3 separate regions of the Homo sapiens genome follow, and regions 2 and 3 are each linked to region 1. A link is a contact called in ENCODE Hi-C or POLR2A ChIA-PET data. All regions are on one chromosome and are shown on one strand. The core of a region is the stretch at or near the end of the contact, and the rest is flanking DNA. Distances in the headings are between cores, read along the strand shown.

The links. Hi-C counts contacts between places; a loop is a spot of excess contacts on that map. ChIA-PET counts read pairs that join two places held with the same protein, here RNA polymerase II (POLR2A). Pooled maps may share reads with other maps.
Region 2: a map of posterior cingulate gyrus shows a loop between it and region 1 (2.2-fold over the local background). The contact joins two enhancer-like sites. A Hi-C loop is called at or near these places in 2 of 168 maps with a recorded cell type or tissue (dorsolateral prefrontal cortex and posterior cingulate gyrus) and 1 of 50 pooled maps. POLR2A ChIA-PET finds 5 or more read pairs at or near these places in 2 of 52 experiments (activated CD4-positive, alpha-beta T cell and activated CD8-positive, alpha-beta memory T cell).
Region 3: a loop to region 1 is called in a map of naive thymus-derived CD4-positive, alpha-beta T cell, with 3 times the contacts of the local background. The contact joins two enhancer-like sites. A Hi-C loop is called at or near these places in 2 of 168 maps with a recorded cell type or tissue (CD4-positive, alpha-beta memory T cell and naive thymus-derived CD4-positive, alpha-beta T cell) and 3 of 50 pooled maps. POLR2A ChIA-PET finds 5 or more read pairs at or near these places in 3 of 52 experiments (PC-3, PC-9 and activated CD4-positive, alpha-beta T cell).

The regions. Positions count from the first base shown.
Region 1 is chr10:393,609-396,276 of GRCh38, forward strand. The region is part of intron 10 of DIP2C (disco interacting protein 2 homolog C); the gene reads right to left. Among named protein-coding and RNA genes, the nearest start is that of DIP2C-AS2, 230 kb to the right of the region's middle. Within about 2 kb of position 1,348, at least 11 of the 41 ENCODE cell types and tissues checked have a DNase peak (open chromatin) inside an H3K27ac peak, as active enhancers do; they include dorsolateral prefrontal cortex, where a contact is called at or near this core.
Region 2 is chr10:489,795-492,462 of GRCh38, forward strand. The region is part of intron 1 of DIP2C (disco interacting protein 2 homolog C); the gene reads right to left. Among named protein-coding and RNA genes, the nearest start is that of DIP2C-AS2, 140 kb to the right of the region's middle. RefSeq lists an enhancer at 1,409-1,936. Within about 2 kb of position 1,362, at least 12 of the 41 ENCODE cell types and tissues checked have a DNase peak (open chromatin) inside an H3K27ac peak, as active enhancers do; they include dorsolateral prefrontal cortex, where a contact is called at or near this core.
Region 3 is chr10:469,086-471,753 of GRCh38, forward strand. The region is part of intron 3 of DIP2C (disco interacting protein 2 homolog C); the gene reads right to left. Among named protein-coding and RNA genes, the nearest start is that of DIP2C-AS2, 160 kb to the right of the region's middle. RefSeq lists an enhancer at 1,323-1,838. Within about 2 kb of position 1,351, at least 3 of the 41 ENCODE cell types and tissues checked have a DNase peak (open chromatin) inside an H3K27ac peak, as active enhancers do.

The DNA.
Region 1 (2,668 bases), core at 98-2,597:
TCTCTACTAAAAATATAAAGATTAGCCAGGTGCCATGGTACGCGCCTGTAATCCCAGCTACTCAGGAGGCTGAGGCAGGAGAATAGCTTGAACCCGGGAAGCGGAGGTTGCAGTGAGCAGAGATTGCGTCACTGCACTCCAGCCTGGGTGACAGAGCGAGACTCCGTCTCAAAAAAAAAAAAAAAAAAGAAAAAAAAAGAAAAAGAAAAAGGAAAAGGAAAAAAAAAAAAAACAACCCACAAGGAGACATCACCTCACATTTCTTGCACTGGTTACAACGTGTTTATCAAAAAGAGGAAAAATACCCGTTGATGAGGATGCAGAGAAAAGAAAACCCTTGCACGCTATTGGTGGGAATGCAAATTAGCACAGCCATTATGGAAAATGGTATGGAGATTTCTCAAAAACCTAAATATAGAACTACCATATGATCCAGCAATCTTGCTACTGGGTATTGGGCCAAAGGAACTGAAATTGATCAGGAATCCAGATTATCGGCATCCCTACATTCACTGGAGTGTTATCCACAAGGGTCAAGAAGACAAATCAACCACAGTGCCCAAAGACCCACGAATGGATGCAGAGCAGGCAGAGCCGGCACACTGGGCGCTATTCAGCCTTCAGCGAGGAGGGAAGCCGGGCCTGTGCTGAACCGGAAGGACATTACGTCACACAGTGGGCGCTATTCAGCCTTCAGGGAGGAGGGAAGCCTGCTCTGTGCTGAACTGGAAGGACATTATGGCACACAGTGGGTGCTATTCAGCCTTCAGCGAGGAGGGAACCCTGCCGTGTGCTGAACCAGGAGGACATTACATCACACAGTGGGTGCTATTCAGCCTTCAGCGAGGAGGGAAGTCTGCCGTGTGCTGAACCGGAAGGACATTATGCCACACAGTGGGCGCTATTCAGCCTTCAGGGAGGAGGGAAGCCTGCTCTGTGCTGAACCAAAGGACATTACGTCACATAGTGGGCGCTATTCAGCCTTCAGACAGGAGGGAAGGTGACCGTATGCTGAACAGGAAGGACATTATGCCACACAGTGGGCGCTATTCAGCCTTCAGGGAGGAGGGAAGCCTGCCACATGCTGAACCGGAAGGACGCTAGGCCACACAGTGGGCGCTATTCAGCCTTCAGGGAGGAGGGAAGCCTGCCACATGCTGAACAGGAAGGACGCTAGGCCACACAGTGGGCGCTATTCAGCCTTCAGGGAGGAGGGAAGCCTGCTCTGTGCTGAACCGAAGGACATTACCTCACACAGTGGGCGCTATTCAGCCTTCAGACAGGAGGGAAGGTGACCGTATGCTGAACAGGAAGGACACTGTGCCACACAGTGGGCACTATTCAGCCGTCAGTGAGGAGGGAAGCCTGCCGTATGCTGAACCAGGACATTAGGCTGCCGGAAATAAGCCAGGCACAGAAAGACCAAGGCTACATGAGCTCATTTACACGTGGCATTTAGCAGTGAATAGAATGGTGACCACGAGGGCTGGGGGGGAGGGAGGAGTTGGGGGGAGGGAGGAGTTGGGGGAGGGAGGAGATGGGGGGGAGGGAGGACATGGGGAGATGTTGGTCAGAAGAGACAAAGCCTCAGATTGGAGGAAGAGGTTTTGAGATCTATTGCAGAGCAGGGTAACTATAATAAATGAAAATGTAATCTACATTTCAAAATAACCAAGAGTATATTCCAAATGTCTTACCATAAAAAATGAGAGGTAAGCAAGGTGACAGATATGTTAATCAGTTTGATAAACATTCCACGTCGTATGCATATATCAGAACATCACACTCTACCCCATAAATGTATATAATTATAACTTGTCAGTTAAAATAATATTTAAAAAGTAAAATCAAGTCACGGTGTCTTTAGACCTGAGAGGCTCGGCCTCAGGGGAGGGTCTCTGTACTTCACCTGTGAAATCACTTGTGGCTTCCCTAGCATTCTATCCCATGACCACTGGTTGGCACAGTAAAGGTTTCTAAATGCCTTGTTAAGGTCTGTGCGTTCTCCACAGCTTTCTGCAAAGCCTGAGGCATCTGTAGGCAAAGTCACCTCAGGGTTATATTGGCACAGAGAGGGCAAGACAGGAATGTCAGCCCTTTCTTCTGAGAGGGGTTTTGGTGCTTGGTGATAAAACCATAGCCACAGAGGGCCCCTCCCTATGTCCTGGAGGTGAGGGACAGGCAGGGGATCTTTCCTGTCCCCGTGTCCTCATCACATGCACAGGTTACAGTCACTGACACGTAAGTCCCCAGGGACCTCCCAGCGTGAGAAGTCCTGGCCTCCTGAAATGTCCCCACACTGTTCTCCTGCTATGCTCCCTGCCCTCGGACCACAGAGAGTCCCCCCGAGATGCCCCTCATCCCCATGTGGACCCTGCCCTGTGCACAGTGAACGTGCAGCCTCTACTCGGGTACAAGGGGCTCTCAGCTGAGGGGGACTGTTGGGTCCTCCTGTGGGAGAGGAAAACTGTCCTCTTCCTCCATCATCACTGCCACAGCTTCCCAGCCACGTGGCCTTGGAAAGATTTCTGATTTGTTCAAAACGTACGGTTTATGTCTCTACTACCATTCAAAGGTACTTAATTCATTATTTCAAAGCATCTTAAATGTGTTACAGTGAAACGTTTCATGGCTGAAATAAATGCCACCTTGGTATTTGGAGCTATGC
Region 2 (2,668 bases), core at 112-2,611, 96 kb after region 1:
ACGGTGGCTCTGACGGTGCCCGGGGCTTCCTCCACCTTCACACTAGGGACACGGTGGCTCTGACAGTGCCCGGGGCTTCCTCCATTTCACACCAGGGACATGGTGGCTCTGACGGTGCCTGGTCCTTCCTCCATTTCACACCAGGGACACGGTGGCTCTGACAGTGCCCGAGCCTTCCTCCATTTCACACCAGGGACACGGTGGCTCTGACGGTGCCTGGGGCTTCCTCCACCTTCACACTAGGGACACGGTGGCTCTGACAGTGCCCGGGGCTTCCTCCATTTCACACCAGGGACATGGTGGCTCTGACGGTGCCTGGTCCTTCCTCCATTTCACACCAGGGACACGGTGGCTCTGACAGTGCCCGAGCCTTCCTCCATTTCACACCAGGGACACGGTGGCTCTGACGGTGCCTGGGGCTTCCTCCATTTCACATTGGTTCAGGCTGAATGATCAATTAATTCCTGCCTCTCTTCTCTCCCTCTCACCTTGCGTCCATCAGGGCATGTGGTCATCAGCATGCAGCTACGTAAACTAAAGGCGCAAATGCTCCGAAAGAGGGCACATCCTTCCCCACGTTTCTAAGCTGGGGCCATCACGTGTCTGTTATCCCGCTAGGCGTATCCACTGCTCACAGCCTGCTTGTTCATATTTCCCCAAACCTGGAAGCGATGGGAACGTCATCCAAGGCTATTTCGAAAGTCAACTCCCGTCTCCGGGGAGGCCCTCCGGGAGGCTGGGTCTAAGGCACACCCTCAAGGCTGCTGTCAGAGAATGTGAACCACAGGAGCCCCTGCCAGAGCGCTTTCCACGTAAAATTCCAAACAGCATATTTTCCTGCTTCCACATCAAGGTACCCATTTATTTAATTTCCTTTTCACTTTATGACAGAAAAGTAAATGCAGTAATTGTAACCTCAGTGAGAAAAATAAGTGATCTCTTTAGAAACATTTTCTACTTCATTAAAAAAACGCCACTTATGTTATTCTCAGAGACTTTCCGTAAGAATTAAAATTTCAGAAGCAGAAATTAAAATCACAAAGAGGAGAGATTTACACACAAGTCCTACTTTGGAAGTGAAAACCCCAGTGAGGCAAAGTCACCAGCAGAAGGTCGAATGAGACTGAGGGATGATGCTTCTTTCCCTCCCTGAAGGGAACAATTCTTTTTCTCACTTATGTTGCAATCCAGAGTTTCAGGGCAAAACCCAATCTTACAAAAGCAGGGAAAGGTCTGCCTGGCAAACGCAGGGTTAAGATGACAGAACAGACAGACACCCGGCCCTTGTGGCTTCCTCTCGGCCTCAGGCACGCACCAGCCAATCTGGCCCAACTGGAACCAGTGCAGAGCCAGTGCTGTGAACGTCAGGCTCAAGACACGGACACTTGGGAGCCGCGTGACCCTAGGGGATGAAAGAAACGGGCCACAGAGCTGCTTCCACAGCGTGGCTCAGCTCCAAGCACACAGACCCACTCGGCAGTGGCGGTTTCCATGTGCAGTGTCAGGAGACTATTTAATGCTGGAATTAATAGTTTATATAACAAAGCAATCGTTTCCATGTTGGGAATTCTACGGCTGTCAGGAGCCCTGGTGCTGCTGCTCTGAGCCTATTGCTTTATAAGGAGCCAGGAGGCCCCGGAAGGCAAGGCCGCAGCCTCGTTTTTAAATCTCCGATAGGCTTCTTCGTTCTCCAGCAGGCGCTGCAGACCGGTGACAGCTCCTGTGTGTACCCCTCGCCTGCACTGGGGACAGGGGCAGGAGGACCTGGGATGTCCTCTCACCCCAGCAAGCTGAGCACAGCAGGGTCCCCCATGGGCCAGCTAACTAGTGTGGGTCGCATTTTTCTCATGGATAAAATATTGGAGATAGCACCTATCTACTTGCTGCCGCAGATGGAGAGATCAAACACACAGGATGTGAAGGTCTCAAAGCACTAAGGACACAAGAAAATCTTTAAAAAAAGTTCAACAAGCATTCATTCAGTATCTATTTCACATTCAATTCATGAGAGACGTCCAAGTTGATGGGAGGACTCATGAACACAGACCTGCTGTGCACCCTGCAGGGCCACAGGTATCGCCCCGTCAGGGGAGGGAGGCAAAGAAGATGGACCACAGAAAACCAGGGGCTAGGAAGAAGCTCAGAATCCTGACCCCAGAAAACAGGGGCTAGGAGGAATCTCAAAATCCCGACCCCAGAAAACAGGGGCAAGAGGAATCTCAAAATCCCGACCCCAGAAAACAGGGGCTAAGAGGAATCTCAAAATCCTGACCCCTGAGAACCCAGTTGTTGCTCTGCTCTGATGTCAACCACCATCTAGGGACCCCAGACGCCGCGGGCCCCCGTGTCGGAGACACTCCAGCTCTGGGGCTGAGGCTCCTTGCCCCAGGCATACCCCAGACAGCAGACAGAAGGGTCGCTGCAAGAATGCAAACGTGGTGAGCCTCTCTCCCCAAACTGCGTTGGAGGCTTCTCCCTGCTGTTTGGGCTGTGACCAAACTCCCCACAGGGCCTCCAAGTCCTTCCCAACCTGGCCCTGCCGCCTTGGCCACCCGTGCTCTGCCATGGCTCCACCTGCACCTGCTGTGCCCATCACCCCCTCATTCTCACAAGCCCCTGCCACATTTCCAGTGCAAGCATCGGCAGCTTAAATTCCATAAAGATCTTT
Region 3 (2,668 bases), core at 101-2,600, 75 kb after region 1:
ATCTCGGATTCACCCTGGGAGCAGAATTGGAGACCATTATCTGTGCAGGTGCATAAGCTGGACATCTCGGAGTCACTCTGGGTGCAGAATCGGAGACTATCCTCTGTGCAGGTGCATAACTAGGACATCAAGGTCACCCTGATTTCCTCTCATGTTCCTCCATATTAACCCAACCTTCAGGTCCTATTGCTATTATCTTTTGAGCATTTCTCAAATCTCACTGGTACTGATTTTTTTTTTTTTTTTTTTGAGACACAGTCTCACTCTGTCGCCGAGGCTGGAGTGCAGTGGTATGATCTCAGGTCACGGCAACCTCCACCTCCCGGGTTCAAGAGATTCTCCCACCTCAGCCTCTGGAATAGCTGGGATTACAGGCATGCACCACCATGCCTGGCTAATTTTTGTATTTTTCATAGAGATGGGGTTTCGCCATGTTGGCCACACTGGTCTTGAACTCCTGAACTCAAGTGATCTGCCCGCCTCGGCCTCCCAAAGTGCTGGGACTACAGGCATGAGCCACAGCACCCAGCCCTGACAGATATCTCTTAAGTACACATCAGTTTCAGGCATTCAGGGTTGTTTGGACTCCCCCACTTTCAGCCCATGCTCCATGCTGCTGCTAAAGTGATCTTCAAACCCTGACTGGCCCCCACTGTCCCTTCACCTAAAATATTCTAGTGGATCCCATCATCTTCAGGATCAAGTCCAAATTCCCGAGCGTGATGCACAAGATGCTATAACCCAGCCGCTCCTACCTAACTTCTTGCCGTTCCCCAAATGTGTCACACTCCCTCATCTTCCTTCAAAATATAGAAGCCAGGCAGTATTTCAGGTGCTTGGCCTACACGAATGAACAGAACAGAGATCCTGGCCTGTGTGGACCTCGTATTCTTATGGAAGAAAGTGAGAGGTGGGGAGGTGGATGGTGGAAGAATGGCTGAGTAGTGGGGTAAATGGATGAAATGTTTGATAGATGGACGGATGGTGGACGTAAATGGATGCTTGATAGGTAAGTAGATGATTGGCGAATATGTAGACAGATGCAGAGAGGTTGATAAATGGATGGATGATTGACAGGTAGGTAAATAACGAATACACAGACATGCAGATAGACAGAGTATCATGTGGTTATAATGGCGATGGAGACATGAGTCAGGATGGGGAACGGGAGAGATTGTGTGTGAAGAGGCGCCATATTTCACAATTTTACAAAAACAGGAGAAATGAACCGTGCTTCTCACGTTGGGTCTAGCTTCCCCTCCAGAGCAGAGCCTGCAGACTCTGAGCTGAAGTGTCGGTCTCCTCCACCCATCCTGCCACTCTCAGCCACCCCCTCTGCCATGTGCCTCTCTCTTCCACACCTTCCTGCCTTTGAAGAGGTGAGGTAAGGTGCACGGATGAACAGAAAACGCACCCCAAGCCAAGAGATAACCATCTCCTACTACACCCACCTCTCTCAGGCTTTTATCAAGAGAGAAGACCGTGAGACAACCACAACCCGCCATGCTTATCTCGTGGAGTAGCTGGGATTGTGAAGATGGCATGATCCGAAGGTAAACACAGGGTTTATCAACACCCCTGCAGCATCGTGGAGAGAGAGAGAATGTAGGAAACACGCAGTGGCGACTGACGCGGATCTCCTGTGTGGTAAGATGGCCGGCCAAAGATGGGCTTGCATCCTCCTGCGAGGAGCGACCCCGTGTGATCGTCAGCCATTGGACAGCCTCCCTGAACTTCAGTTTCCTCATCTATAAAATGGAAGATAGACCCCCACTGGCCTCTGTGAGAACTGAAGCCATGTGAACTCAGCCTGCGTGCATGTCTGGGTGTGTTGTGTGTTCACAGACAGGGTGTCTGCATGGCAGCACTGACACACAGTGAGGGAAGCGTTGGTCACAGGCTGACAGTACGCAGGTGCCTCCACACTCCTGAACTCGACAGGGGCCTCCGAGACACCCACATGAGTAAGAGAAGGTCTCAATATGTGTCGGGGCTTAAGACAGGTGTGAAACAACAGAGGGTGGATTTGGGAACAAATTCTCCTTCATTCCATCCGCACACATTTTCCTGGGTCACAGCCTCCTTGGAGAAGGCAGCAGGGGCGCCCAGGAGGTGGCACCAGCTTTTCATTCAGGCTCTCAGGTGTGTCCTCTTTTGCATGGGTGACACTCTCTGAGGCCATAAAATCTCCTCTCCAGAAAGAGGAGCAGAGCCAGGAGGCCAGGCAGACGGCAACTGAGGATGCAGAAGCAGCTAATCACATGAGCCTGCATGGACAGAGAGATTCATTACAGCACGACTGACACTCACAGGCTTCCTCGACCACCAGGTGAGTTCCGAGACTCACAGGCTTTCCTCGAACACCAGGTGAGTTCCGTCATCCCTTAGCCTCACTTTTTTCTTCTGACACAGAAGACAACAGTCACGACTTCACCTGCTTATCATGAAAGCTCCATGTGAGAACAATGTGAGGATGCCAGTGAAGGGCATTTGCAAAACAAAGGGATTCACGAATCGGGTCCATCACCAGCGATCGCCCCTACCCTCACCGGTGCCCTGGGAACTACAAAAGAATTCACAGGTAATTTTCTTTTAAAGAAGCAACTTTAACCTACATGTTGGAAAAACTCTCTCAGAATAATTCAAACATTAATCACAGCCTGAGTTT